Linked DNA regions of Mus musculus: region 1 is linked to region 2. A link is a loop called in an ENCODE intact Hi-C map of the cell type or tissue named here. Cell type or tissue: left cerebral cortex. All regions are shown on one strand. Links, peaks and the distances in the headings refer to the core of each region. The heading gives the core; the rest is flanking DNA.

Region 1 (15,641 bases), core at 7,629-15,628, 90 kb after region 2:
TCTCTTTAACTCCACCAGTGTCCTGGCATGCGCTCCTTGCGTTACTCAGTCAGGCAGTCTTCAGCCTGCCCCTCTGCCAGGTTAGACTTTACAGGTGGATGACAGACGTGTGTGTGCGTGTGCGTGTGTGTGTGTGTGTGCATGTGTGTGCGTGTGCACGTGTGTGTATATATGTGTGTGCACAACTGAAGCACCTGGTTTATTGTCAGGATTGTGCCCAAGCCTAGCAGTGGGTAGAGCCTGGCAAGGGTACAGCCATTCCTGGCTGCTTCCACAGTTCGACATTAACCATGAAGACCTCATGAAGCCCCTGGTGGCTTCCCCACCTCCCTTGCCTTGACCTCCTCCTCAGTTCCCCAGCAATGACCCTGCCCTTCCACTAGACCCTCCGGAGCCTTGCTGCATCGCTCATTGGCTTGCTAAGACCCCAGGCAGGCTAATTGCCTTTGCCATTCATTGTCTTCCAGATTAATGACTTCTTGTGTGTGTGGATGCCCACAGAGTCCTCTGTGGATAGCTCTGTGGACTTCACTATGACTTCTTTCCTTTCTCGCCACCTTCTCTCTGAGCACCATGTCTGACTTTTTTTTTTTTTTTTAAGGAATCATTTTAAGGTATGTGCTAAACGAGAAGTACTGCCCTATCAGAGGATACATACTAGGCACATTGCATAAGAGCCGTTTTTGCAGACGTGGTTTAAAATATGTAAATTTTTGAGAAGCTAGACAGGATGAGTGCCAACACAGATGTTGAAGGGAAGATACACACACACACACACACAAATCTTGCCCAAGGAGACTCAGAGCCTTCCTGGGAAGGGAGAGCCATCCATAACTGCAGGGGTCAGGGTCAAGGCCCCTCTTTGGTGCCACTAAACCTCCTCCCTCTCGGGTCTCAGTTCTTCAGCCCAGCTTGCTCATACAGTCTGGCTTGGCCCTTGGAGGCCACATGAGAACTCCGGGCTGGGGGGGGGGGGTTGGGGGGAGGGACTGGGCTAATTGGCTGATTTTGATGCATGCTCAGGTCTAAAAGACCACTGTGGACCAGGAAGTTTACGCTTTCAGTTATCTAAGTGACAGAGCCCATTCAGCAAATCTCAGCTCTAAGCTAATGGGGTGATCTATAACAACAGCCTGAACCCCACCTGGGATGATCCTTCCTGGCTCTGCCTAAAGAAGCCTCCTAAGACAAAACCTGAGCTGACTGAGCTAAAAGTTGTCTTGCACACCTAGTGGAAAGCCTTCGGGCTAAAAACAGACCGTACACTTTTAAATGGAAGGCAGCCGAGAGAGAATATACGATCCAGACTGCATGCGGCCCGCAAAGCTTAGCTTATATACTGCCTGGCCCTCTGTGGGGAAAACAAAAACAAAAACAAAACCACATCAAGTTGTCTAACCGCTGGTACACCTGTGGATTCATCTTGCTTCGCACCTCACTTGGTCATTTCCTCAAGAGCAGTCAATCGCTTTTGTTCCCCATCCAGTACCAAGTACATAAGATGAGGAAAGCCTGGATGAGTGGGCGTGAGTGGGCTAATTGGATGGTTCATGAAAGAGTCAGCTCTCGGCGCCCCTCCCCACATGCGAAAGGAGTGATTTCCTCCCCTCTAAGCGGATGGGGGAACATCAGGAAGTTCATACTAACACAATTTTCTCTTTTCTTTATTTAGTAAAACCAGTTTGGGCTTGTCCCACACCTTAAAAAACAAATAGCATTATTAGCCTTTAAAACATCCTTATATGGCAGAGCTATAAACTGCAGGAGTATACAGCTTGTTCAGGTGGATTCCTGGTGTCCAGAAAAGTGTCTTTGACAGCAGGCTGCAGGCATGGCCTGGGGGACACTCCCCTGGGATGTGCACCTGCCTGGCCCACAGCTCTGCTCAGACAGCTCCACGGGGAAGAAAGCAGCCTCACGGGGAACTGTCTGTCCGGGGAGCTGTCTGTCCACTTTCCGCTTCCTAACCACCCCAGTCTCTCTGCCTTTTCTTCCCAGAGACTCAGTCCAAACTAGCTACTTGCTGTTTATAAGTATGAAAAAGGAAGTAGGGTATAGAGTTGTAGTTGACAGATAACAGTGAAATATTGATTCTACCCCAGTGGGTCCATTCTCCTGCAGATAGTAGGGAGCACATAGGAGTCCAGGAAGCTGGAGGTAAACTGGTGGTCTGGGTAAAGCCAACAATGACGCTAAGGGAAGAAAGGCTGGTAGTCACAGTAGACCACAGGCTTCCTGGACATGCAGGAACATTAACTGCGGTTAAACACTATAACTTGAGGCAGATGAGTACAAAGAGGCCTGAGAGCTGGATTTACAAATTGTGAACTATTTATTTGCTTAATTTTTAAAGAGTTACTTTAAGAAAGAAGAATGTAAATATTTGGGGGTTTTGTGTATTTTACTTCCATATGTCTGCGCATTGTGTGTGTGCCTGGTCTCCATAGAAGCCAGAAGATGGTGTCCGACCCTCTGGAGCTGGTGTTATGGTGGTAGTGAGCTGCCATGTGGGTGCCAGGAACAGAAACCAGGTCCTCTGGAAGAACCTACAGTGCTCTTATCTGCTGCGCCATCTCCCCAGCCCCTATTTTAACCTTTGAGACAGACTCTTGTGTATCACAGGGTGGCAATGAACTCTCTGTAGCCACGACAGTTCATGTGGTTCTGGGGGCTTGGACTCAGAGGTTTCTGCACATTAGGCAAGCACTGTACCAACTGAACCACATCCTCTGCCCTTTGGGATCACTTTCAGGGCTGTGATTAACTGGCATGAGAAGCGGCTGGGGCAAAGCAGAGCAGGAGAAAGCCCCTTCGGAGGGCTGAGCCCTCTGCTAATGGACTGAGCCAATGTAAGAGGAGGCTGGGAGGAGAGAGTGGAAGAGGGAAGCTCAGATTTCCAGCTATTTGTAGTGTGATGTGCAGTAGTTTTCAGGCAGTCGCCTTGATAGTTTTCAGGCAGTCGCCTTGAGTGCTGATAACCCAACCACCACATGAGAAGTAGCCTGCAAAGAACGTTCCGGGAGCAGCCTCACTCTGGGCATCTGAAAGACAGCTGGCACAGAGTGTGGGAGAGTTGGAAGCATGAATGAGTGACTAGCTTCCAGTCTCACACTTCTCTCAGACCACATATGTTCATGAGAAAATGCGTGACACGTGTGTCACATGCACACACGCATGCACGTACACACATATGCACACCTGCACACACATACACTCAGTCTTATATGCCTTCAGTTTAGGGAGAGATCATTTGTTCATACTTTCTCTCTTTCCTCTCCTCCTCCTCCTCTTCTCCTTCTCCCTCTCCCTCTCCCTCCTCCTCCCCCTCCCCCTCGCCCTCCCCCTCCCCCTCCCTCTCTCTCCTTTATAAGAAAATTCCTAGGCTTTGAGGGTCTGGTAAAAAGTTCATGTCCAAGCCAGCCCGGAGAGCATCAAATTACACGCACCTCATTCGGGCTGTTCTGGAATGCTCTGCTTTGTAGCTGGATCTGGGGCTGGTGCTATTCTCTCTGGGAACTTGTTCCCTGTCTCTAACCACTGCTCCACAGCAGCACAGAGAAGCCGAGGCAGGGGAAAGGGGGTGGGGATGCTTCAACTAAGTGTGTGTTTGTGCTGCGCCTGGGGCTCTGTGTTTAGCTCACCTTTTCTTTGGATTTTCCGGGTAACTCTTCGTCAGTGTTATTAGCATCATTTTACAGATAAGGAAAGAGCCCATAGAGAGGGGTTGGGTGACCTGTCCACAGCATCCCCACTGGGACAGTAGCAAGAATCCAACAGCCTTCTCAGACTAAGCTCCTCCTCTTTTCTTACATGGCATACTGACTCTCTGACTCCATGCCCAGAGTGTGTGGAGATTCAGGAAAGAAAGGCCGCCTCTGTCCCTTCCCTCCAAAGCACTGCTGGGCAGCTTTTATTTTATTATTATTTTGCTTTTGAATTCAGTTACAGCAAGGGTCATGTGGACGGCTCTGTGACCAGCTTTCTATGTATTGTGTGAGAATACTTAGGAACAGAGAGAGCCAGCAAATATTACACGCTCCCTACTCTTTCTCCAAGTGTAGTTTGGGGGTGGGGGAGAGCAGGCAGCACCTGGGAGAGCTGGCACTGACTGGCCTGGCCTGGCCTGACCTTGCTGGGATGATTCTCCTGAGACTGCTGTTATTAGACAGAAGGCTGTAGGAGCCCAGTTCATAAGCACCAGCTGGCCCATGCTGTAGCAAGCACAGGAGAGCCTGCATCTGGTATGTGAACTAAGTTCAAATACAACACGAGCTTTTCCTGACTCTGTGGCCTCGGGGAAGTCCTCCTCTGTTTTCTTGTGAGAACGGTGATAGAGTGACCCCTCTGCCTGGCAGGAGGACCAAATGAGATCACGCATAGTACAGCTCCTGTCTCTAAGCAAGTGGCTAGAGCTGTTTCCTTCACTATGCCAGTCCCAGAATGGTGGCCTCCTACCCAGGAGCAATCCCTCACATCTGCATGCGTGGCTTTAGAGGTGCCCATTTATCCCTGCAGTGTGTCTGTCCAGAGGATCTGTTCCCAGCCCTGACCCTGCCATCTCCTCCTAGTGTTGGAAAGGGCTAAGCTTTACAGTCTTACAGGATCTGAGGTAGAACCCCCGTGGCCATAGGACAGCAGGGTACCCCAACATAGTCCCTGGTGTTTGCCTTTCTAGAGTCAGCAAACTTGTCAGCTCCCCCCCCCCCCAAGAACTACAAAATGTCAGGTGACCCTGTAGGCCACTTGAGACTGAGCCGTGGTCCAGGGATAGGTATGACAGGAAGAGAAAGGAGGGCTTCTCAAAAATGTCCACACTAACGTGCGAGCCCTGGAACGGTTGTTCTGCAAGCCTGGCAATGGGGTGCTTCTCGATCCCTGTCCCACTTAGGCTTGTGGGAACACAGCAGGGGCAGGCTAGCCTGTCTGGGCTAACCTGCTCCAAGCCAGACCAAAGCCAAGTTGGAATGCAGATCATGCAGGTTCTAGAAATACTAGGAGTGTGTGTGTGTGTGTGTGTGTGTGTGTGTTCATATATGTACATATGTGTATATGTGTGTGCATACACATGTTTGTATACTTTATAGGGAGATTCAATACAGAGAGAATCTTACAGTGATCTTTTATAGCATTAGCTACTAAGATGTCTATGTGCCAAAAATGTACAACTCTACTAGGCTACTTAAAAAGAAAGAATTAACTGGGGCTGGAAAGATGACTCAGCAATTGAGAGCACTGACTGCTCTTCCAGAGGAAGATTCCCAGCATTCATGTGGTGGCTCACAACAGTTCAGTTCTAGGGGATCTTATGCCTTCTTCTGGCCTCTGGGGACCAGGCATGCAAGTTGTGCAGAGACATATGTAGACAAAACACCCATACTCATTTTTTTAAATTGACTCTAGCCAGACATGGTGGTGCACAGATTTGTAATTGTAGCCACTCCAGAGACTGGGGAGGGTGGTTGTAAGCTCAAGTCCTGCTGGAGCTACAGAGTGAGCATAAGGCCAGCCTGGAGAGACTGTCTCAAAAAGCAAAGGTAGAACTGAGAACAGAGCTCAGTGGTCTTGCATCATCCTGGTCTGTGCAAGGCTCGGGACTCAGTGCACAGGCCAGGCTGCTCTCCAAACCTTATACTCTTGGGGTGCAGTGGTGTATGCCTTTGAGCAGAGGCAGATGGCACTCTCTGTCTCTCTCTGTCTCTCTCTGTCTCTCTGTCTCTGTGTGTGTGTGTGTCTCTCTCTCTCTCTGAGTTTAAGACCAGCTTGATCTAGAGACCAAGTCCCAGGTCAACTGTGCTACATAATGAGACCTTGTCTCAAAGCATATATGTACTCATTCAAGCAAATGTGGTGTCTTGCTGCTACCCTATCTGTTTTGCAAAACCGGACAATGAGTGAGAAAGAGCTCGACTTGGCACGAGCGCATGTATGTGCACTCCGCCCTTTTCACACTCACTCCCTGATCTCAACCCTCCCCCTTTCTGAACTCATACTGTACTGAATTCTTGTCAATTTTGTTTAAAAATGTTTCCTTAGGCCTACGCGTCCTGGTTCATCTTGGCAGAGTCTGTGTGAGGTAGGAGGTAGGACATTATCATCTCTGCTGGTGCTGATGCTTCAAGCCCAGCTAATTAATGGTGCAGCCTGGGCTGGAGGCCAGGCTGCCTGAGCAGGATCTCCCGTGTGTGCCTTGCACAGTAACTGGGTCTTTACAGCCATCACATCAACACCTCTTTCCTGTCTGTCTCCTTACTCCTTCCCCAAGTCAAACTTTATATGTAATGGCCTTGTTCATTGAGCCTGAATCAGGACCACCAACTTGAGTAAATGTGTCCATGCTGTCTCAAGGTTTCAAAGGCGTCACGATCACAGAATAGTGTCACGGGTGCTTTGGTGTCTCTGAGAGCTCTCTTGAGGAGTGAGATGTATCAGCAGGACTTCAGGTCTATTCTTCACACAGCCAACGCCACTGTTGCTAGCCATTCACAGTGTCCAGTGTAAATGAAAATACCAGTCACCACCTGCTGGGAAAGTCAGCTGGCCTCTTGGCAGATCAAAGATAGGGAGGGCTAAGGAGATGGCCTAACAGGTAAGAGCACTTGCCACCAAGCCTGGTGACCTGAGTTCAGTGACCAAAACCCACATAATAAAAGGAGAAAACCAACTCCAACAAGTTGTCCTCTGACTCTACAGTGTGCATGTGAGTGCACACATGCACACACACACACATACACACACACACACACGTGCACACGCACACTGAGTAAATGTGACAAAGGATGGATGAAGACAAATGTGACAAAGGCTGGGCTCTAGGAAGAACAGACATGTTCCTGGCTGGCACAGGAAAAGCCGATTCTGCTAGGGAGGTGGGACATAGGGAGTGGCCTCAGTGAAGGGTAATGGGAGACAGAACGCTGGACCATGCAGCATGGGACAGATGGGGCAGATGCCTTGGGAATGTCTCTGAGAGCAGCCAGCTCTGTGCCCCTTTGCATAGCTGCTCTTCCATTTCTATCAGGGGAGACACTCCATTTGTTAAGTCTCTTCTCTCAGTCCCCTAACTTAGCACTTTTGAGGCACTTCATGTGGACCATCTCAGGCACATGGCCATTCCTCTTTCATCTCTTAGAGGTCTGAGAGTGGCCTTCTGACAGCGGCTTTCAGCCTTCGGTGCATCAGAAACCCTGCATGGCTGGTCATGACACAGTTGCTGAGCCCCAGTCTTGGAATCTCTGCTTCTCTGGGTCTGAAGTGGGGCCTGAGAGCTGACAGTCTTGGGAACCCTCCTGAGGCCACATGTTGGGACCCCCTGATGTGACCCACAGGGCCCTTACATTGGCGAGACTGAGTTATGTCTCTGCAATTTTCCTACAAGCTTCATCTGACCTCGTTTGGCTCATGAGAGTTAGATGTAGGCAGTACACTTTAATACTTTCTAGGGCTGCCGTGACCAACAAGGTTGTCTGAAACTGAAGAGAACTTTGTTCCTCTGAGTCCTTCTGGCCTCTCTGGTTTGCTGCTTGGCTTACAGCAATGTTCACCAGTCCTTGCCTCTTTTCACTCCTCACATCCACTAAAGACCTCAGGGAGACTGGCCCACCTCAGAACCATGAGACTGAAGCTTCCTGAGCCAAGACAAACCCCGCCCTCACACCTTACTCCCCAGCCCAGCCCAGAAGGGGTAAGATCAAATCTTTCTCTTTCTTCTGCGAATGCTTGTCAACAAATCAGCACCAGGTTGGAGCATAAACGCTCGGTAGAATCTGCCTTTTCTATGGTACCAAGAAATATCAGGCCTCAGCAGGAAAAGGCTGCTGATGTGAGCGCACGCTCTTGTGTTTTGCTATGAGGTCATTGTCTGGCTTGCTAGAGCAGTGGTCTGCTCTAGCTATGCCTCTGACACTTCTGTCTTGTTGCCTTTCCTTAATATACTTGGTTTACTTTCTTTGATTACCTACATACACCCCCGCCATGTGTGTATGTGTTCCTGTGTGTGTGTGTGGGGGGGGGGGGGGGTATGAGTGCATGTGTATAGGCGCATGCATGTGCATGGAGTCCAGAGGTCACTGTCAGGTGTCTTCCTCTATTGCTTATCCACTTGATTTTTTTAAGACAGGGCTTCATACTGAGCTGGGAGCTTGCTGAGTTGACTAGACTAGCTGGCCAGCAAGCCCGGGCGGGGATCCTGCCCTCTCTGCACCCTGCCACCCAGTGCTGGGGTTCCAGGTGCATGGTGAGCCGTCCAGCTTTTTAGGTCCTTAGGGATCAAGTTCAGGCCCTTGAGCTTGCTGGGCACGCATTCCATCCGCTGAGCCATCTCCCTGTTCTCTTTACCTTGATCTAGGTTTGTAAGAGACACGGCAGGCACAGAGGGAGGTCAGGAGGGAGGTTTGAGCTGCCCAGTGCCTCCGTACCTTCACAGTGCTGCCGGAGCTCTGCGAAGGATGGGGGTGTAGGGATTCACCCTGCAACCTGGAGGTGGAAGGGGGTCTCCCCTAGCTCCCTCAGTCTAGAGAACTGAATTTTCAATCATTGTCTCCCCCCTCGAAGAGAGAGGCACCCAGGAGGAACCCTTCATGCTGCCTTTTCAGACTCTACACAGAGGCCAATATGCTGGTACCAGGAGCAGCCATTGTGGGGGGGGGGGGCCCTAGACCTCTCTCTTCCTGTCAAGCCCTGATCCCATTAGAAAGCCTCATCCCGCTGGACCTGCGGTCTCTGGTGAGGGTTTAAGAGCTGTTTTCACTATCTTCCCCCTCTGCCTCCCTGGAACACCATCACAGCCATAATCCACAGCAAATGGATTTCCCTGACCCTGGGGACAAAGGCCTAGTGTTTCCTAGACTTGGCGGCTCCTGAAAGGACAGAACCATCAGCATTTCTCCAGCTGCCGGGTCTCAAGCCCTGTAGGCCTCAGAGACCTGTAATAAGATCGCTATCCAAGCCAGTTCCAGTCAGCACATCGCTCAAAGTGGTCCCTTGTGGTTGGGAGGGAGGCCTGACTGAAACAGGAACGGCAGCTTTGGAGCTCAGCCTCACACAGAACCACACAGTGAGTTGGAACCAGAGAAAAACATATTTCTAGTTCTGGCTGTCAGCCATTAGTGAGACTTGGCTGTGGTTCACAGTGGGAGTCCACAGGGGTGGGTGGCCTTGGGACGGAATAAGGCAGTCATTAGAAGGAAGAGAAAGGGGAATGAGACTAGGAAGAGGAAATTGAGGAGGAGTGGATAAATGTTTAAAGCATGGGCGCTGTGAAATGTACAGATTCATATTTCTCATGTGGCAGGCAGGCCCTAACGAGAGTCCACAGACAGGCACGTTAGTAGCCCTAGCTAAAACTCCAGGAGGCCTCCTTTGCTTCCCACCCACCCCAAGCTTTGAGGCAGAAGGAACGTGTGAGGAGGGAGAGATGGAAGCTTTGCCACACAAACTGTAGAAGCAGAAGTTGAATGCTGCCGGAGTGTTCCACGCTCTTTGCATGAGGAGACCAACTCACTTCTGGTTTCCCCTCAGGATGAGTCCCAGCCCTCTGGCTGGGTAAGTCCAGTTAGCCCTGGCTGCTGGGCATCCCTCCCATGGTCCTAGAAGAGTCAAAGCCATGTTACCTTGAATAAATCATTCTTTTCCTCAGAAACTAGGCCTTGGTTTTTGTCTAGGAAAAACAAGGGAGTTTGTGGTAATGTCTGATTTCTGGAACTGTTTGATGGGTACATATGTGTAATATCGTGTATGTATAAATGATGTAGAAGGATGGTTTTGTACAAATATTTGATAAACAGTAATTAGAGGATTCAGCCGAGTAATCTCCATTACTTTGCTCTGGTATGTTCTGACAGGGACTGGGCCCAGTGTCACTGCAACAGTGGGCCAGGTCAACACACCTGGCTTTGGACTGCCAGTTTTGTGATGCCCTTAGATAAATTAGATAGCTCCTCCCCATCTGTCTCTGTCTATATCTATATTTTGAAACAATCTTACTACTCTATAGTCCAAGCTAACTCAAACTCATCATTTAACACTTTACTCACAGTAATCCTTCTGCCTCAGAACACTTGGCTTAGATAATTTCTTATTGACAAAATGGGACATTAATAACTACTCTCACAGTAGTCATGAGTATACCCAAAGCATCTACTGTCGAGTAAACAGGCAGTGGTACTGAGCCATCTCTACGGGTAGACTAGAGACCACAGGTAAAAGCTATGATGAAACCATGAGTAGTTTATGTTCTAAAAAGAGGCAGAAACTAAGCTTTCAGGGAGCAGAAGGAGCAGGGCCTGAAGCTCCAGGCATGCAGGGGTACAGTTGACACCATGGGTACAGGAGCAGACACCAAGAACATGACTTCCTTGCAGTAGGCCATTATGAATGTGAGACAGGCAATCACCAACTGTGCCAACAGCCTTCCCATTGGATGGCTTAAGCGACGTAATGATTGACTATGAAGGGGGAGGACTTCAAGGAAGCAGCATTCCATGCTATTCCCCAGGACTCACCTGCACTGCTGACCTGAACAGTATGGTAATGAAAACTGGAAGGAAGGCATTTCGGGGGACAGGGACAGCGTCAGTAGCCACAACAGTAAGCCCGGGGGTGAGATACTGCCAGGTAACCAAGATTTTTCAGGTCAGTCACAATAATCCTGAGCCCGAGGGGTTGCAGCGTGTAGAAGTGGGAAAGACAGGAAGGATCAACACAGGTCCTGACATATACCAGGTAGCTTGAGGGGACCTCTGTGAGTCACAGAAACACTGGTAATTCAACAAATGGCACAAGAACATCTGGATGTCCACATTTCCCCCCACGGAGTTGCCCCATGATTCACTGCTTCTTACATAGTAGAGAATTACAACATTGTGCACAGTGGCCGTTGCCAATGGTGGAAACAACCTGAGTGTCATAGGCAGGTGAATGGAGAAGCAAGCTGTGGTATACACAGAGAGACACACATGCACATATGCAAATACATATGCATATATATGCAAATATATGCATGCATATACATACACACAGAGAGATGTGCACACATATAGAAAGAGGAGTATTAGTCAACCCTAAAGAGGAATACAATTGTTGCATATGATACAATGTGAATAAATGTTTAAAACATTGTGAAGAGGACAGAAGATGTAGCTCCATTCATCTAAGATGTTAGAAAAGGCAGATTCATAAAGGCAGATCTCAGACCACCAGGGGCGGCTGGACAGTGGGGAAGGAATTGCTGCTTAATGGTCACAGGAATTCTAAAACAGAAGGTGGTGGTGGTGGTGGTTGACACCTGAGTGTAGTCAGTGTTTTTGCACACTTTGAAAGGCTGGTGTGCAAACCAGTCTGGCCTGCCTTTCCCTGTCCTCTGCATGAGTGGTCCACAGAGACCCTAAGAGCATGCATCTGGGAAGACAGCTGTAGCTACTAAAAGCAGGAGCTCAGACAGAGGGAGCCAGAGAGACAGTGCATCATCAGTGAGCATGCGCTGTAGCGGGAGTGAGCAAGTAAGTGTGTGCATGTGGGAGACATGTGCTTGGTCCAGCCTGTGTGAGGGATCCTGAGAGGAGGCTGAGCAGTAAGGGATGCTGTCTCAGAGAACCAGAGCCAGGTCAGTGAGGGGTGAGAGGGAGGGAAGACAAATCAGACTGAGAGGAAGGGGCCCATTAGTGGGCTGAGAGCTGGGCAGGATGCATCACACAGGGGGAAAGTGGGAACGAGGGAGCACGCTTTATTTCCAGAGCGCTCAGTGGGAGGAGCATGCGCACCAGGAGGACACAGAGCAGGGTGCAGCCATAGATGCATGGGTAGTGGAGGGTGAACGTGAGCACAGGTGTCACAGAGAGCGGGGACCGGGGTCAAGGGAACAAAACCAAACGAGCCCCTCAACGAGAGGAGGTGGGGGTACGAAGCCATGCGCAAGGCCAACAGAGAAGGGTGGGCTCTGGCCAGCAATGGTAGGAGACAGCTGTGTCCCCAGTGGCTAAGGGAAGTGTCAGTCTTGCGTGGGAGCCATGCTGTTCTTACTTGGCAGTGTTTCCACAGAGGAATGCCACTAGTGTTTGACAACAGGGCCTGAGTACACACTCTGCAGCACCTGTTCAGCCAAAAGCAAAGACTTTTTTTTCCCAAGACAGGGTTTCTCTGTATAGCCCTGGCTGTCCTGGAACTCACTGTGTAGACCAGGCTGTCCTCGAACTAAGAAATCTGCCTGCCTCTGCCTCCCAAATGCTGGGATTAAAGGCATGTGCCACCACACCTGGCGTGATGTCTTAGAACGTGAACTGAACCCCAGTTTTGATCAACATTTAGGAAAAGGGAGATAACGACCCTTTGGGGCAGCCTGTGTTTGGAGGTTGCCATCGTTACCTGGTTAGCCAAGGTCATAGTTGTGGGCTACAGATGAGACAGCATCTGTATCAGTTGCTGCACAGGCGTGAGGACTAGAACTCAGATCCTAGCACCTGTATAATGGCTCGCCCAGAACTTGGTGCATGGGAGTGGAATACAGAGAATCCCTGGAGCAATCTGGCTAACCAAACTAGCCAGAACAGTAAGAGCCCTTACCTCATAAGATGAAGAGAAATGAAGAAGGTGCCCAACATCACCCCGGACCCCCACATTGCTGGAACACAAATATGCATTTAGGCCCACCACATACATAATCTACAAAATAATTTTAATATATATTTTAAATTTCACTTGATAGCTAGCTTTTCAGTTCCTGCAAGGCCAGGAATGGAGTGTTGCATGGCTTTTCATCAGCCTAGACTTCTGTTCCTGGAATATAGATATGGCAGATCTCGACAGAGCCAGGTACAGGAAATCCTTGCTGGCTTAGCTGTGCCATTGGCCCACGCATCTCATCCTCGTCCACAGGCATCCTTAACAAATGATCAGCCATCATGAAGCCTGGTTCCAATGCAAGGCGGGGCCGAGGGATTCGTGGACAGGGACCTCTGTGGCAGTAAAAGCAGACAGGCCTCAAGGAGAACCTGCTTGGTGGTCCAGGTCACAAGCAATGGGTATTTGACAAAGCACCCACTTGCCACCCGGAAGTGGCATCAGCTTCCCAACCTCCAACATTCCTGCCATTTGACCTTCACATACCCATGCATGTGAGGTCTGAAGGTTGACATCAGGTGCAATTACTCTATCTCCCTTATGTGTAGGGCAGGGTCTCTCGCTGTACCCAGAGCTCCATTTACCTAGCCTGGCTCGCCAGCTTGCTGTGGAGATGCCGTATCTGCCACGAAGGCTCCAGGAGCACAGGCAGGCCATCACATCCTTCTGGCATTTATGTGGGTGCTGCATCCGAACTCTGCTCCTCAGGCTCGCCTGGCCAGTCCCCCTGTTGAGCCATTTCTTCAGCTGCCTTCCTGTTCTTTTTTTTTTTAATGCCACAGTGAAACTGTCTGAAGAAAGTGGCTTGAGGATTGTCAACCTCAGATTGAGAGACGGCATTAACATCTGGTTCAGTTCTTTACACAAATCAGTGTTTTCATTAATATGCAAAATACTATCTTCCTTTATGAATTTGGTGTCATCTACAAGGAGAGGGTTTGATGTCTCTGACAGATGATACATAAACAAGATGGATATATGAATGGATGGATAGATGGATGGATGGATAGATAAGATATTGGTTGTGTGTGTGCGCGTGCATGCGCTTGCAAACAGGAAAGAATAGAGAGAAGGTTTAGAAAGATAATGAAATATCAAAAGCAGGGCTTGCACTCAGGCCTGATGCACCTCGCCCACCGCTCTTCACTTCTTTCCCAAGCTTTCTCCATCGAGGCACTGGGCTTGTGAGGCTGGGCGGTGAGGGCACACATCTGGCTCACAGAATGGTGGTGGTGAGGGCACACATCTGGACCACCAAATGGTGATGGTGAGGGCACACATCTGGTTCACAGAATGGTGGTGGTGAGGGCACACATCTGGCTCACAGAATGGTGGTGGTGAGGGCACACATCTGGGCCACCAAATGGTGATGGTGAGGGCACACATCTGGACCACCAAATGGCCTCTGAAGGAGTTTCTGGTTCTCCCTCCTGGCTAGGACATCAGATTACTAGAGACTGCATCAAACCTGTCGTGGGGGAAGCATGATTTATTGGAACCAGACAATGGGAACCAGACAGGGACAGTGTCATAACCATGGCAGCAGTTGGCGTTTGGGGGAGGTGACTGAGTAGGTGATAGCTTGCTGGCACTTGGCATGGCCTTTTACTTTGTTCTTCGTGGACTGTCACATTTGATGGGTTAAGAAACAGGGTGCAGCCGGGCGTGGTGGCGCACGCCTTTAATCCCAGCACTCGGGAGGCAGAGGCAGGCGGATTTCTGAGTTCGAGGCCAGCCTGGTCTACAGAGTGAGTTCCAGGACAGCCAGGGCTACACAGAGAAACCCTGTCTCGAAAAACCAAAAAAAAAAAAGAAAAAAAAGAAAGAAAGAAACAGGGTGCTGTGTATGGTCCCCAACTAGAAACTGCCTAAAGCAAGAATCAGACCCTAGTCCATCAAATGTTCAAAGCAGAGTTTAGTTAGCCACCCAAGGTAGAACTTGCCCCACACTGAGTCCCTCGGGCATGGAGAGGACTTAGAGCAGAGACTGCAAACACCTGAGGCTCATTAGCCTCTCAGAACAAAACAGCCATTTCTGTCATTTCTTGATTTGCCTTTCTCCCATTCTGTCCTCCAGAGCTGTGGTTCTCAACCTTCTCAATGCTGCGGCCCTTTAATACAGTTCCCCACATTGTGATAACTCCCAACCATAACATAATTTTTGTTGCTACTTTCTAACTGTAATTTTTTTACTGTTTCATAATGTAAATATCTGTGTGTTTTTTTTAATGATCTTAGGGACACCAGAGGGAGGGTCATTTGACACCCCTCCCCCCCAAGGGCTCACAACCCCTGGTAGAGATGGAGATTTTTAAAATTTCACTTCTTTCACTACCTAGGCTGTGTAGAGCTGGTATAAGTTCAGGTGTTCATTTTCTCCATCGAAAGATGAAGAAGTTGGAGGGGTGTAAGGTGATCCCTACCTGAGAGAGATTGTGCCAGAAGCCCTCCTCCCTTACCTCTCCTCCATTGCTTCTAGCAGAAGACTTAGAGTTCAGAGCAGACACGCCTGATTTCAAAAGTGTCCTAAAGAACCGGTCCTGTCCATATTCTTCTGGGGTCTAGTGACTCAAAGCCTCAGTTGAGAGCTGGGTATTGAGCTCTGAGTGTTGGGAAGGCCGAGGTAGGAGGATGGTGAGTTTGAGGCCAGCAGAGAGCTACATAGAAAGATCCTCTCTCTAAAAAAAACGACACCAATGTTCAACAAAAGCCTGAGTTCACCGGTGGCCCTGTGGCAGCCTGCTTGGAAAGCTGGGGTGCGCCTATCCAGTCTCACTGGCTGAGCCACAGAACAGTTCTCAGACTGCCCAGCCACCCTCAGCTCTGCAACTGCTTACGCCCCTTGCGTAAATGCATGAAACCTATATACATCATCCCATGTGTTCCAAATAAGCCCTAGATGTCCTCTGCAGCCTAACAAGCTGGGATGCTAAGTAGCTTGTACTGTTTTATTTGGGAATTAGCCAAAAAAAGGGGGGGTTCCATATATGTTTAATCCTGACACAATTTTTCCAAGTGTTTTCCACCCT
Region 2 (16,100 bases), core at 4,125-12,124:
GGATGTCTACTAAGAGGCATGTGTTCAAGCTCTGTTCTCTGATGGGAAATGACAGCTTCCTGTCAGTTTGTAAAGGAGCCCAGGAGCAGAGCCATCAACCTTGGCCCTCCCTCGCCTGACTCTCTCATCTGTACAGAGCTTTACAGTTTAAATGGACAGAGAACCTTGTCATTCACAGCATACGTATTCTCAAACACAGAATCCTCACAACCAAGTGTGGTCGAGTACGAGGCCATGGGGATTCCTGACTGTAACAAGTGCAGAGCCAAAAGGGTTTGAGGTGCAAGTTCCGAAAGGGCCCCTTAGCCTGAAGCCGGCTACAGGGGCTGACTCTACAAGGCAGCGGCAAGCAGGATCCTAATTCTGGGCCATAGGAAAATGACACATGACATCATAGGCTCTGAGAGCTGCTTGGAAACTGCTGAAGCTCCAGAGGTGGGATCCGTAAGGCCCCTCCCCTTTTCCGCTCTACCACTCACAAATTCAGACAAGTTACTTACCTTGCTGTTAGCTCACTTGAAAGACAGCACCCAGTGGCTGACTGAATGAGGTGCACATGTGAGAGGCTCAGAACAGGGCCTGAAGCACCGTGGGTGCTCACCTGAGCCTCACCCTTGGAGGCATTTGAACGGCACATTTGCAGATGAGGCGCTAGTTCTGTAGTAGAAAAGGCATGCATGACCTTGAAACCCAGAGATGGGGCGTTTAGGCTCTGGTTCCATTTCCAAGTGACCTCCATGAACCCTCTGAGTCTTAGAACCTTACACTGCAAAATGGAGAAGGTAAAACTATTTCTGTCTATGGGCTGCTGTAAGCATCCAAAGAGATCCCGGTACGGGTGATGACTGGGTTGAACATCCAGTATAATACAGAGGAGGCACACTGAATGGTACAGGGAGGCAGTCTCAATGGTGGCTAGGCACACACCATTGTCAGGCCTTGCCAAGTGCAAATCTTGCCTCTATAATCCAGTAGCTGGTGATTTTGAACAAATTATCTATCCGTTCTTTGCCTCCACTTCCTCACTAGTAAAATTAGGCTAATAGTACCGACCCACCTTATTAATCTGTGGCAGAATTAAATGAATTAAGCAAGTCAAACGGTTGGAATACTACCTGCTACACGGCAGGGCTCAGGAAACGGTAGGTGCTCAATGATGGCTATTATGGCAATTTGGGGGCAATTATTAACTCAACCTCAGGCCTGCTATCTTGCCTAGCCAGCTTCTTAGAGATCAGACTATTAGCCTCACCTGCTGTCCGGCAGCCCAGGCCTCTCGGTGCCAATCCTCCACCAGGGCCACCGCCTCCTCTCCGCTCTCGGGGTGTCGTGCCTGCACCCAGGTCTGCACCTCCCTGGGTAAGATGGACAGGAACTGCTCCAGCACCAACAGTTCCAGGATCTGTTCTTTGAGGCGAAGCTCAGGTCTCAGCCAACGACAGCAGAGCGCCCAGAGCTGGCTGAAGGCCTCATGGGGTCCAGCTGCATCCCGGTATCGGAACTGCCTGAAACACCGGCGGGAAACCTCGGGGCCAGGGACGGGGCTGTGGCTCTCCTTCTCGGGTCTGGAGTCTGATCCCCACGAGTCCTCCTCCAGCTTCACAATCAGGAGGTCTTCCGGCTCTGGCGGAGGTGAGGCCACAGCCATCATCTGGCCCGGGTGCTTCACTTCAGCGGAGCTGTCTCATCTGGCTGCTTCCTGCATTGACAATGTGTCCTTCAAGGGGCTCCTGGGGGTTGGCGGGGACAGCTCCCCAAGACTGTGAAGGTAGAAAGACAAAGGGCACGGTGAGGGAGAGGACCCAGGAACACTGCTTCCTTCGCCTCTCTCATACCTTCCACAACCTCTGTGGAAGTCTGTGGAAGTGTCTCTGAGGCTTCTCTGAGACACTGCTTTGCAAAGGGCAGGAAGTGAGACCGTGATCAGGCACCAATGTCAGCACCCAGTTCCCTTTACAAGAAGACAGCACCATGCTACATCTTTTGGGACATGCCTAAATGTTTAATCCAAGAACCCTGGACCTCTGGGCTTTGACCCTAGTTTGGCCTTCCTCCCTTCTACACCAGGTTCCAAAGCCAACCTTCCCCAAAGCCGGACCCCAAGAGGGTCACCTTTTCCATGAGACCTGCCTTCTGAAACTTGAGCCTTGGTCCTCGTCTAGGGATGGTCATCTGGCAAAATCCCCCCCTCACTCTCCAGTCACCCCACACACCAGATATCATTCACCATCTCTAAATTGAAGTTTCTCGAAACTCCAGCCAAAGCTGTCTGCATAGCTCATGGCTCCAACATTTCCACTTGACTGTCCTCTAGATACCTCATATTCAATGGGTCAAAACCAAATGTACCTTCCCCAGCAATCAGGGGGCCGAGGCAGGAAGATTCTAAGTTTAAGACCAGCTTGAGCTACAATAGCAAAAAATAAATACATACATACATACATACATACATAAAGCAAATAAACAATAAAATCCTAGTTGCCATCTTTTGTGGCAAGCTCCACAAAAACTACATGCTCCCTGATACAAGACTTGTCCTTGGTCACCAGCTTTTGTGGCATCTCATGCTCTCCCTTGCAACCATGATCACCCTATTGTAATAACCACAGTGCCCAGACCACAGCTTCTGAAGGCTCTAGCACAGTACTCAGTGCATGGAGAAAACAAAGCAGACAGTGATGTTGTGAGCTCATGAGGACCGGAGCACACTAGCCAAAGGACAACTGGTGGCCTGCCCACATCAAAAAGATTCCTCTCTCCCCGACTCCCACCTTCCCGTGGCACTATCTTTTATTACACTCTGTGGAGACACGTGCACGTTGGCACCTATGGAGGTACAGCCTCTCTGATGACACCCATACTGGGTTCTCTTAGAAAACAAGCTAGTCGTCGAAAGTCTAATGGCATAAGACACACCCAACAGGAGGCCACTGGCTGCATCCAAGTAGGAATGGCACAGCAGGACCAGAGGCAAAGGATGGCAGCATCTGGTATTCTGGGCCATCTGACTAGGATGGGTAGAGGCAAGGGTAACAAAAGATAGAGACTGAAGCCGGGCGTGGTGACGCACGCTTTAATCCCAGCACTTGGGAGGCAGAGACAGGCGGATTTCTGAGTTCCAGGCCAGCCTGGTCTACAGAGTGAGTTCCAGGACAGCCAGGGCTACAAAGAGAAACCCTGTCTCAAAAAACAAAAGCAAAAACAAAAAGATAGAGACTGGCCAAAAAGACTTCCATGTACGTAGGAAGATGCTTAGAGAACACAGGGCCACCGGGCTACTTCTGGCTATCCCTCTGCTACATGTGGCTACATGTCACTTCCTCCAGGCATTCCTTGGTGTGCTCTATCATGCCCGGCCACCATCCCTGCTCCTCCCAAAGCAGCTGATACATGGCTCTGAGATAAATGCTCACCCATGGTTTGCAGCCACCCACCCCTACAATGGACAGTGCCACTGCACTGAGGTATACCAGGCCAGTATGGGACCCAGCCTCATAGACAACAAATACCAGTGCCATTAGAGATTTTGTTGTCTTGTATTAAATATGTAAATCTGTTACATCAAAAGTCTAGAATGTCCATGATTTATATTGAAGAATTAATGTTTCATAACTTTTTTTAACACACATTTTCCCAACACACTAATCCAAACACACAATCTGTCACTGTCATACACAAGGAGTAACCTGTCAGGCATTCACAGAATACCCACCATATGCCCTGCACTGTACCGGGAGCTACAGATCCAACAGTGGCTGGGACAGAAAGTCCCTTCAGCCTTCACAAAGTTACAGTCTAGGAACAGACAGTAAGTTGGCAAGCAAAGACTCCTACACTCCTGCATAAAGGAGACACCCGCCAGGCAATGACGCCACCAGTCACCAAGCCAGAGCCGAGGACATCTTCTGGGGGAGAGAGATCCGAAAAACCTCAAAAGTTCATTTCAAACAAATGGAAGAAACCCTTGTCAGAATCATATATCGATCTATCCATATGGCCTAGACTACGGTGGGGGAAGGGAGGTCCACACTGTCAGTCAGGAGCGTGGCAAGAGCATTCTCCAGCCCTGAGGCCTCCAGAGATACACCGAGGCCTCCAAGAGGTGCCTTTTATCCACACTAAGTACAGTCCTAAACATTCTCCATCTAGATTTGCACAGAATCCTCCAGACAAGGAAGTAGAGGGACCGTCACTGACCTATAACACCCATGACCCAGGAAGACCAGAATGGAAACGGGCTGTCTCCAATTCTTCTGCCTCGTGGTCACACTAGAAAACCTGAGCTTATGCCAAGACTGAGTGCTCACTGAGTCCTTAACAAAGGACTCCCAAGCTATGATGTATAGAGAGAAACAGAACTTCTCAAAGAGAGAAGGTAGGGAGAGGGGGGAAAAGAGAGAGGGGGGAGAAAAAGTCCTAAACCCACCAAGTGTCTGAGCTAGGACCTAGGCCCAGGTTAGTCTCCCACCATTTTCCGTAATCCCGTCACATCCTCCTACCTGCTAGAATCATGCCACGGGAGACAGACAAGAACATCCATGGAAGAGTGAGACTTCTGCCTCTTAGCTGCTGTGTCACACCGTGCAGGTCAGACAGCCTCCTGTCCTACCCAGCTCTTATCACAGGCTAACTTGTGAAACAAGAATAGAATAAGCAGGCAGCGAGCCTGAAACGGAAAAAGTAAATACGGGCAGGGACTGTGACCCATCGTGGAGCCCTAAGAGGACGGCGAGCCCAGGACGTCCCCGGTTCTTCAGTCTTCTCCAAGAGAAACCAGACCTCTAGAGTTCACATGCTGGCAACGGCCAGAATTGCTTCAGACACGTGAGGGACTTCACCCCACGTGGGCTGCCACTATGTCTCCTCTTGTGGTGCTACTCCTCATGTCTCCGCTACTCCCCGCCTGCTTTTCTTTTTGTGAGCCTTTCTTGGCACTGAATGGAAGCAGCGTGTCTTTCCTACAGCATTATTCCAGACAGAAGTCTGAATAAATAAATCACAAAGGTTTCACTTCCAGTTCCCAGAAAGACTTAGGAGGGGTGCAGAGTCCCCAAATGATGAAAGGGTACTCAATCAAAATCAGGGCCACCAGAATTCACTGTATAAAATTCTCACATTTAATTTAAAAACAAAAAAACAAAAACCTTTTTTTTTTTAAGTTGTTCCACTTTACCACAGGGAAGCTGAGCGGGGCCTTGGCAACTGGGTACTGGATGTGAATGCGGAGCTAAGTTCCCCCCCCCCCTCCACCCACTCCTGTGACAACAGAGGAGGAGAGAAGATGCTCCCTCGGTCCAGAGAGAGGACCAGATTGGTTGGGATCCTCTAAGCAGCTGGGAGCTCCCAATGGTTGTCAGTCCTACTGGGCTAACTATGCAATCTATGGCTGTAAGAGGGGAGACTCGCATCTAAGGACTGGAACTGGGGGTGGCAGATAGGCCTCACTTAGCCGACCATCCTCCATCATGGGGGAAGCTACCTAGAGGAGTCTGCTGAGAAATGAGCTCCATATGGATATATGTTGTGATCAATTAGCAATGGCTGCCGGGCCTCAGGTAAAGGAAGCCGCTGTATGCATCCCTATGTGTTGGCCAACACTGTCCTTAAGCCCCCAACAACCTCAGCTCCCAGCAGATATCGATGTCAGGAAGAAGATTGAAGCTCACAGCCCTGGAAGTCCGTAGCCATTTTCAAACGTGGTCTAACAAAGCTCCCCCTGAGAGTCTTTAGCCCACATTCACCAAGTCTTTACTCATTTGCTGGATCTACATTAGATGTCTGCTGTTCTGGGCTGGACCAAAGAAAATGGAGATGATCCAGACACTGCCTGCCCTGATGAAGCTATCTAGTGGAAGAGACAAATAATAATAATGATAATTAATAAATTTAAAAGTCACAGATAATTATATTAATCCAATGTCATAAAGAAAGTGTGATTTGGGAGCTGGGAAGTTGGAGGTGGCAATTTGCTTAAGGAACTGTTGATTTGGTTCTTGAGTACAACGCAGAGAGAATGGGGGAGGGAGGTTACAGCAGAGAGGCAGGCTATGAAATAGTAGAGAAGCAAAATGGCCCACCTGGAGAATGGGAAACACCTTGGCAGCCCCGGAGCGTGCAGTATGGGAAAAGTGGGCTGCAAAGAGCATTATGAAGAATCTACTAGATCAGATTCCATTCAACACGTGTTGCATGCCAGGGATGGATTCCAAGCTGGAGAACAAACGGAAGGTATACAGTTGAGGGTTTCAACAGATCACACTAGCTGCAATGTTTCTCCGAGTTGGAGAAATGAAAATGTGGACACTTCTGCAGAGGCTCCCGGAAGACAGAGGTCATTTTAAGAGATACTAAAGAAATGGCAAGCCTCGAACAGTGTACAGCAAACGGCGTGGATGAAGAAGAATGCAGGCGCAGGTGGAATCAGCTGGTAAAACAAGTAGGTCAGTGGGCGGGTCAGCAGGGGTGGGCGGGTCAGTCGAGGGTGGGCGGGTCAGTAGATAAAGATGCCTTTCACTTCTATCAGTTATGAGGAAAGAAGTACAGGTTTGGGATTGAACACAATAGCCAGTCCCGTCACAGATGACATGAACGCAGGTGTCGAGAATGAAGCACTATTTTAAGGTCAGACTTTCCGCTCAGGGCCTCTTCACTTCTTTGCCAGGGCCCTTGAGTTCTCTCTTCCCTTGATTGTGCTTTTCTAGACCCTAAGGTAACTTCCCCTCACAGCCAAAACGCATCTCTACCACCTTACCCACAGACCTCGGTAAGACCCGTCTCACTGCCCGCCTCTCCAACTCACTCTTCATCCCGACCCCTCGGTGACCCTGCCCATCTCCACACGCTGCAGCCTCTGCCCGCCCGCACTCCCGCCCCGACACACACACACACACACACACACACACACACACACACACACACGCCACGATGCTTGCTTTCCCCTCTCACCTTCCCAGCTCCCCTCCCCCGCGGGTACCACCACCTCCAAAGCCTCCAGCCCAGCGCCTGATTCTCAACTGCACCCCATCCGCCACCCAGACTCACCCACAGAGACACCCACTTCTCAACAGGCCGGAAGTGCTCCCGGGCTCTTGCAGGGGATGCTGGGACGCATAGTCCCAGCGCCGCCAGCCCTGGAACCCGATCTCTGAGACCACAACTCCCAAAAGGCAACGCGCGAGCACCGGTGGCCACTCCTCTATCGGCCGCCTCTCAGATGACGTCAGCCAATGAGTGCCTCATCTTCTCAGGCGCTCTGGTACCGGAACAAATCTTGCAGGGCCAATGCCTGGGGGGGTGTAGCTCGATACTATTCTCTTCCATTGGTTCTGCGGTGACGGTGCCGCCTACTGGGTGGAGTCTAGATTAGAAGGGCGTGGGGTCGGGGTCTACTGAAGAAGCGTGGGGCCCCCTGGGTTGAGCTGGAGAGAGTAGGGAAAAATAATAAAAAAAGGAAAGAGGGTGAATACAGTGACCATCTATTGGGCAAGAGAGAGTTTGTCTGTTGTAACTACAATTTCAAATTCACAAATTCACAACTTAGTTGAGTGGTTTGGCAGAGTTCTATATCTCACCTCTTCACTTGTGAAGTAAGAATAATAGCATTCATGTGACAGGTTTATGTGAGGCATCAGTGAGGCAATAAACCTAGAACTGTTAATTCGGATCCAGGATCCAACTATAGATAGCAGATACTAGCCATTTTTATGTAAATTAGTCTTACGGAGTTTGAATCCCTGGGTGTCAGAAACACGTTAATCCCTGTAGCTGAATAATCTTAGTGTAATACTTAGTTGCTTTGTTCCACGGTCCTGGCTAGTTTCATGCGAACTTGACACGAGCTTGAGTCATCAGAGAAAAGAGAGATTCCGTGAAGAAGATGCCTTCATAAGAGGGACTATGGGAGAACTTGCGGGACTTTCTCGTAATGATTGATAGTGGAGGGCTCAGGCAATTGTGGGTGGGGCTACCCCTGGGCCGGTGGTCTAGGGTTCTGTAAGAAAGCAGACTGAGCAAGCCAGTAAGCAGCGTTTCCTCCATGGCCCCTGCATCAGCTCCTGCCTCCAGGTTCCTGCTTTGTGGGAGTTCCTATCCTGGCTCCCTCCAGTGACAGATTACAACGTGGAAGTGTAAGCCGAATAAACCCTTTCTTCCCCAAGTTGCTTTGGTCACTGCGTTTTGTCATAGCAATAGAAACCCTATGATAAACACTGTAAATACTCTTGAGGTATGAGCCATCTAATAGGAAGCTGGAAATGTGGGTCTTGTAGTCAGTCAGCCATAGATTCAAACCCCAATTCATACATCCCATCTGTATGTCCTTGAACAAACAAACAACTCCATCACGATTGTCTTTTTTTTTTTTCAGCTGTAAAATTTAGGTGACAGAACAAAACCTCCATCTCAGGGTAGGTTCCTGGGAGATTAAAGATAATATGTAGGTAAAACATGGAGTCCAGCCACTTGCTTTCAATGTGGGATCTATGCCTTGATACTCCCTAGCTGCAAAGCCTCCAGCAAACTCCAAACGCCTCTTTTGTAAACATGTTTGTGTGGATAGATGCACTGTGCATGCAGGTGCATGTGCCTGTGGAGGCCTGAGGTCAAAATGAATGCCCTTTTTGGAGCATTCTCCACCCTGATTACTAGAGTGAGGGTCTCTTACTGAACTGAAGGATCCAGCTAGGTTAGCTAACCCATGAGCTCTGGGAATCTGCCTGTCTCTGCCTCCCCATCCCACTTGCCAGTACAGGCGTTACCTATGGCACTGACACTCCTGGCTTTTATATGAATGCTGAGGACCTGAACTGAGACCCTTATTGAACATGTGGCAGGTACCTTATCAATTGTGCTACCTCCCTGTGGTGACTTGAATATCCTTGGCCCAGGGAGTGGCACTATGAGGAGGTGTGGCCTTGTTGGAGGAAGTGTGTCACTGTGGGGGTGGGCTTTAAGACGCTCTTCCTAGCTGCCTGGAAAGAGTCTTCTGTTTGCCTTCAGAACAAGGTGTAGAATTCTCAGCTCCGGGCTGGTGAGATGGCTCAGTGGGTAAGAGCACCTGACTGCTCCTCCAAAGGTCCAGAGTTCAAATCCCAGCAACCACATGGTGGCTCACAACCATCCACAACAAGATCTGACGCCCTCTCCTGGAGTGTCTGAAGACAGCTACAGTGTACTTACATATATTAATAAAATAAATCTTTTAAAAAAAAAAGAATTCTCAGCTCCTCCAGCGCCATGCCTGCCTGGATGCTGCCATGCTTCCAGACATGATGATAATGGACTGAACCTCTGAACCTGTAAGCCAGCCCCAATTAAAGGTTGTCCTTTATAAAAGTTGCCTTGGTGTATGGTGTCTCTTTATAGCAATGGAAATCCCAAACTAAGATACTCCCCTAAACTGCTAAGGCTTCAGTTTCCTCGTCTGGAGAATGGGTGTAATAATACTGAAATCTTCCTTTGAGTGTTGTTGGGAAAAAAATATGCAAAGTTTGTGAAGAGCTTGTCTCCCTCCTGGCGTTCATAAGGTTGAACGACTACTGGCTATTATTTCTATTGAGACCCATGAAACTTGAGCAAATTTGACAGTAGCTAGCATTGGGAAAGGGCTCACTACGTCAGCTAGTATTGCATTTGGGGGAATTCTACATCTTAGTTTTAGTAACTCACTTCAAATTCCTTAGCTAGAAATTATATTCTAGCCGGGCAGTGATGGCGCATGCCTTTAATCCCAGCACTTGGGAGGCAGAGGCAGGCGGATTTCTGAGTTCAAGGCCAGCCTGGTCTACAGAGTGAGTTTCAGGACAGCCAGGGCTACACATAAAACCCTGTCTCAAAAAAAAAAAAAAAAAAACTAAAAAGAAAAAAAGAAAGAAAAGAAATTATATTCTGACTTGTTTTGTTTTGTTTTATTTTGTTTTTTGAGATAGGGTTTCTCTGTGTAATCCTGGCTGTCCTCGAACTCATTCTGTAGACCAGGCTATCCTCAAACTCAAGAGATCCACCTGCCTCTGCCTCTGCCTCTGCACCACTGCCACCCGGCTTCTGATTCATTGCTTAATATATCAGTGATTTACTTAGCGTATGTAGTGTGCTGGTATTAACAGGTTACATTAGTACACCTTGTTCAATTGTTCCCGAAGCTCTGTGAGGTTGGTACTGTTACCCCATTTTATGAAAAGGATGGAAGCTTAGAGATATAAATAAATTAGCCTGCTCAAAATCATATGCACAGTAAGTACCAAGGCTGGAATTTGAAATCCTAAAACCCCAGAAGTTACATTGCTTGCTGCCTGACATTTCATGAAGAAGAAGCTAAGGACTTGGGTAAACATTGACACCGTAAGGAGGGCTGAGTGGGCTGAGTGTGTTGGATAGAGTGTTTGCGTCTGAAAGTGGAAAGACACTTTTGCAGGGACCTGTGAGACCTCCACATCAGCCATTCTATCCTAAGGAGCTGAAACAAACGGAGCTAGTGCGCAGAAAGAGAAATATGCTATTAGGTCACAAGAGGGCGCACCTCACCCTAAATCCAGCCTGGGATTGTAAGATGTCTCTTTGCCTTTGTCTAATTAAAACCTAGCCTTTTAGAAGTGGAAATTTAAAAAAATAAAATAAAATAATCCCTAAGAGACCAAATCCCAGCCAGAATAAACCTCGGGTTCTGCCTGTTTTGGCGGCATGCTGCATTTGCCAATGTGAATCTTTTCCGCTGACAGGACTAGGCTCTGAGGATAAAGACATCAGTCTTCGTCTTTGCTTCAGGACCCAGTCTCCAAACTCACAGGATCAAGTACTCCTAGCCGTAAAACACACTTCCAGGGCACATGTTTCCAACATATGAGTATTTGCTTATAAATGATACAAATGTAGTAATATAAAACATCGTTTTAATTTTTTTAGGATTCTTATTTTTTTAATTACGTGCATGTGTTAAGTCTGGCATGTTCACATGAGTGCCAGTATACTCTGAGACCAGAAGAGGACGTCAGGTTCCCTGGAGCTGGAGTTAGAGGTGGTAATGAGCACCTGCCCCAAAGTGAGTTGCTAGTGCAAACTCAGGTCCTTGTCAAGAACAGTATGGATTATTATCATCGAATATAGATTATGAATTCAGTCCCGTAATAATAAACTCCTATTGAACACATGTGTGATAAACTGGGTGGTTTTCTTATTCTTTCAATCACATTAACCCATTTAAGTCTCACAAAATACTGGGGGTGGGGGGTGGTGCTATTCCATTTTACAGAGCAGGAAACTGAGGTACAAACTAACATACGAAAGCCACATAGTTTAAAAAGTAGGCAATCTAGCTTCAGAGATAGGTACGATTTTGAAGAGAAAAAGAAAAATAAAGCTGGGCCAGATAATCCACACACCCATAATCCTGGCACTGGAAATTCGGAGGCAAGAAGATTGGGAGTTCGGAGCCATCCTCGGTTACTTAGAGAGATCCAAAGCTAGGCTAGGCTGGGGTTCGGGGTGAGAGGAGGAGAAAAAGAGAAAAATCTTAATATAGTACTTTCTTCCAAAATGCTGTCCCAGGCTGGGAGCTCAGCACAGACCTCTGGAGAAAGCGACTGATGGCTGAGCTTAACCTTACAGGCTGTTGTGCAGGTGCTCAGGGAAAGGTGTTGTTCGTAAGGAAGCAGAATGTGCAAAGGCCCGGGGGCGAGGGTTCTCGAGAGCGAGGTGCTCTGGGAGCCACACGTGGCTGGTGCCATACAGCTGGAGCATCCAGGGTGACGGTGTTTCTCTGAGGCTCAGGAGGATGCACTACATGAGAACACAGCTTCATGTGTTCCCGGAAGGAGAAATGATCTGTCTGCCTCCCAGTTGTTTGGACCTCAGCTGTCAACTCTGTCATAGCCTAAAGTCACCTGAGAGGAAAATCGCAACTGAGAAATTGCCTAGAACAGATTGGCCTGGGGGTATGTCTGTGGGAGGACTTGTCTTGATTGTCATTTGGAGAAACACATCCAGTGTTAGCCACACCAATCCTAGGCAGTGGCCTTGAACCCGATAAGAAAGCAGGCTGAGCATAAGCCGGCTCGCAAGTGGCACCTCCATGGTTCTTGCTGTACTTCTTGCCTGTGAAGTGAGCTCCTTGGTTGGACGATAATGCTGTGTGAAATAACAAGCAAGCCTGCCTTGAATTTCTGCCTTGACGTCCCACTTCGACAGAGTGCAACCTGAAATTGTTGAGGAGGGGACCACAAACAAACAAATAAAAACCCTTTCTTCCTTTAAGTTGATTTGGCCTGGGTGTTTTATCACATGCACAGAAGTGAAACTAAACAGCCTCTATGGCACTTGATGCAAAAAGACCCACTGGCGCACGAAGGTCAGGCTGAACTTGACCTGGCCCCAAGTTCTGTAGCTTAGGAAAGCCTTCCCTCCTTCCTAGCGTGCCCATGAATTTCCACCTTCATTTCCCGCTTTGCTTTCTGCCCCTTGCATTTCTACTAAATAAAAAGTTCAACCATGCCACGCATTTCATGAATTTAGCAAGTTTACTGAGGATTTGAAGATCTTGGGAATGTCACATACCCCGCGGACACCTTCCATCTCTCAGTTTTCCTCATTCAACCTCCAGGCCCCCCAAAACCTGTGTTCACAGCACGTGGATTCCTGCGCTGCAAAAGGCTGACTTCAGCCTCTTAGACCCACTGTCCCCGACCCTGCACCTACAAACACACCAACTCCTTGACAGGCAGGCTTGCTTCCCTTCCCCCAACCCCACCCCAAAATTCACATGCACCACCCCACACCAGTGCTGGCTATGGCTACCCTAGCCTGCTCCTCAGCCAAGTCCAGAACCCACTCTTTCTCTCCTCTTCCTCGGGCCACAGACAGTAGTCTCCTCTTCGAAGCAGCCGAGCCAGTCTGTGGTAACCCGGAAGCTGGTGCCGAGAAATGGGTTCCAAGAAGACTAGCAGCAACACTGGAGGGGACGGGGCAGCCAGGAGGAGAGAGGTGGCCAAGCGGAGCTCCAGGCGGCATCGGGGGTTACACAGGGCCTGCCCACTCAACACGCAGAGTGTGGTACGGCTGCTCAACATGCTATCTACCACATTATCAACTACATCCTTACCAGGCTCAAAGTCACGCTCGGGGAGACAGAGGCGCAGGCCCAGGCCAGCTGGAAGGAAGCCCTCCAGAGCAGGCAGAAGTTCCTCTATCACCCAGCCCTGGTCTTGCCTGCAGTGGGACACGAATACATCAAAAAGGAACCTCTTCCCCTTGTCTCCCTTACCCCTCAGACCCTGGAGCCAAACCCTGAACAAGGCCTGCAGGTAGGGGATCCAAGAGTTCCTGGCTTCTTGGAGGAGAGGCAAGGCAATTAGCATGAACACCAAGGCAGAACTAGCCAAAAAGAGTTTCAGCTCCAACGTCTGGGGGCAGTGGTCCCAGAGAAAGGAGGGAAGGGAACCCCTAGCAGAGAGCCTGTCTTGTCCTGGACATAAGCGATTGTCTCTTATGTATATGTACGTTTTAGTGGACCGCTTAACCCATGGCTCCATCCACGCATTGGCACAGTGGCAGGCCAGGTTTGACTCCAGAATGTATATATAGTGGGGCATCTGAGGGCTGTACTCCCTCAGACTGTCCTGCAGCATCAAGTCCTTCTCGTATTCTAGCACTAAGACCTGGAGACTGTGCAGGCGCTGGAAAGCAGCAGCCGACAGTGACTTGAGGCCTGTGCTGGATAGCACTAAGGCCTGGAGCTGTGGAAGGTCACCCACCAGCTCCTCCAGCTGCACCGAACGGGGCTGGGTTATGGACTGAAGCGACGCCAGCTTCAGCTCCCGTAGGCTGGGCAGCCCAGTGATAAGGCAGGGTCTGGAGCTGTTTCCAGCACCCCATACCCTCAAGGACTGAAGTTTGGGGAGCTGCCAGAGGAAAAGGTTGGAGGTACCCTGGGAGCAGAAGGCATCCAAGCTGTTCTTAAGCAGGGAGAGCTTCTGGAGAGCAGGGAAGACCCCAGAAGCATTCTGGGACCCCAGCTTCAGCTTCAGTCCCCCGCCGCTTATAGTCAAGGTCTCCAAGGAAGGAAAGATCGCTGGGGACAGCGTCCAGTGCTCCGTCGTGCCTGAGGCTATATGAAGCTCTAAGCTGGTCAGATACATGGGCAGGAACAATACTGCCGGAGCAGGGAGAGCGGGAAGCTTCAGGCTCAAGGTATGCAGATTCTTTGCTCCCCAGAAGCCAGGCTCTGGGCTCATCCGTATTTGGGTATCTAGCAAGCTAAGGGTGGTCAATGCAGGCAGAGCCGCCAACCAGTTCTTACCCAGGTGAAGCAGGGGGTTTCCATCCAGCTTCAAGGTCTCTAGTTGCTGGAGCTCCTGGAATAGGTATCCCTCCAGGGAAAGCAGCTGGTTGTACCGAAGCAGCAGCTCTCGCAAGTGGGGTAAGCAGGAGAAGGCGGCTGGAGGCAGGATGCGCAACCTGTTGCCTGACAGATCCAGAGTCGTGAGTCCTGACACATCTCCCGTCTCATTCATGCACAGCACGGCGCTCTGCAGTTGGTTTCCGGACAGCTCCAGTCGCTGAAGCCTAGGCATGGCAGTCAGGAAGCCTGGTGGAAGCTTGGTTAGGCCAGTGCTTGAAAGACCCAAGGTCTTCAGGCTGTGGCAGGAAGCCAGAGCCTCCTGAGATATAGATCCTATCTTGCTTTCTTTCACAATCAAGCCCTGCAGCTCAAAGTGGGCAACAGCCTCAGCAGCCAGCTCGGCCGTGGCAGTCTGTGCATACAAGACATCGAGTTTCTGAAGTCCCAGGCCCTTCAGCCACACGGCATCCAGTGGTGTTCTTGTCAGGTCCAGAATCTCCACCTGGAGACCCTGGAGGGACCCAGGACTAGCCATCTTCAGCTTCCAGTTGGATGACAGATCCAACTTCTGCAGGGTCCACGAAACCCTGGAGGAGGAACCTTGCACCAGATCTGGGAACATACCAGCCAGCTCTCCCACGTCCTGAATGCAACTGAGCGTGACACCCAGCCATTGCAGACCGGGAGGCAGGCGGATGCCTGCCTTCTTATCCAGGCAAGGGCCAGAGATATGGAGTCTCTGGAGGGAAATCAGGTCACTGAAGGCATCAGGAGGTAGAAAGAGAGATCTCCTAAGAGGAGAGTCAAAAAAAGAGAGGCTCTGCAACTGTCCCAGACCCCGGAGAGCTCCTGGCAGAAGTTGGGTAAGGTGCAGACTCAGTGCCAGGACCTTGAGACCAGGAAAAGCAGAGAAAGCATCTGGAAGCAGAGTAGACACAGTACCACCGAGGCAGAGCCCCTCCACAGTCCGAGGTACAACTTCCAAGGTCTGTGTCAGGTTGCTCACGGAGAGGCATGCAGCAAGAAAGGATAGCTTGGAATGGCGGCAGAATGTGAAATAGCGGGAGACCAGGGGCAGTCGGGAGCCTTCGGTCACCAGGCAGTTGGAAGTGCTCCACCCAGTTACCAGAGGCAGGGAAAGGAGGAGACCTGGCAGCAGCCAGTACCTGCCCATCTCTACACCAGAGGAATCAGAGCTGAGAGGACTTTAGACTCCTATGCCTCCGGGTTACCAATACTCTCATCCACCTCAGAGTACCTGCAAGGTCCGGGAGCACCGTCAAAGGGCCACTGTGGAAGCCGGGAAGTGAGGAGGCCGACTTGGAGATACTTAGCACTGAGGCTTCGAGGGAGGGGAAATGACACCAGGGCAACGTAGGGGGATGGGGGGGTCTCACTTCCTGTTAGGAGAAAGCAAACAGAGTTTCTTTTCTTGTTGTTGCTTTCTTTTTTATGTGCAGCCCAGGCTGTCCCACGAGCTCAGTTTGTTAAGACTCCTTTTGAACTTCTGATTCTCTTACTTCCACCCCCAGGGCTGGGATGATGGCTGCGCACCACTAGAACAGTCTGCAGTGTGGTTAGACCCCTGGCTTCTGTGCCTGCTACATCCTCACCCCCAACCCCCCTCCACACACACACACACACACACACACACACACACACACACACACACACACACACACACACAAGTAGAGTCTGGTCTGGCTTTGCACAGTCCTCAAGTAAAACACCTCTTCTCTTCTGAGCCTGTGTTCTCTTCTGTCCAAGTAGA

Evidence for each region. Peaks named below come from ENCODE experiments on the same cell type or tissue, not always from the same donor. Only the 100,000 strongest peaks of a DNase experiment are listed, where the experiment ranks them.
Region 1: it touches region 2 in a loop (5-fold over the local background); 22 of 42 quality-filtered maps call a loop at or near these places.

The regions. Positions count from the first base shown.
Region 1 is chr4:128,689,265-128,704,905 of GRCm38, forward strand. All of the region lies in intron 1 of Phc2 (polyhomeotic 2), which reads left to right. Among named protein-coding and RNA genes, the nearest start is that of Gm33712, 30 kb to the right of the region's middle. In left cerebral cortex, for the core only: CTCF peaks have their summits at 8,984 and 11,427; DNase peaks (open chromatin) are centred at 9,101, 9,344 and 11,998; H3K27ac peaks cover 2,229 bases.
Region 2 is chr4:128,602,953-128,619,052 of GRCm38, forward strand. It overlaps Zscan20 (zinc finger and SCAN domains 20), which reads right to left and starts at 7,146. Exons shown (of 8, transcript NM_177758.4): 1 at 7,042-7,146; 2 at 1,253-1,760. The coding sequence starts at 1,651. It overlaps Tlr12 (toll-like receptor 12), which reads right to left and starts at 15,667. Exons shown (of 1, transcript NM_205823.2): 1 at 12,494-15,667. The coding sequence starts at 15,503. The coding sequence ends at 12,783. In left cerebral cortex, for the core only: CTCF peaks have their summits at 7,354 (motif pointing left) and 10,508 (motif pointing right); DNase peaks (open chromatin) are centred at 4,924, 5,238, 6,411, 7,219 and 2 more places; H3K4me3 peaks cover 1,828 bases; H3K27ac peaks cover 698 bases.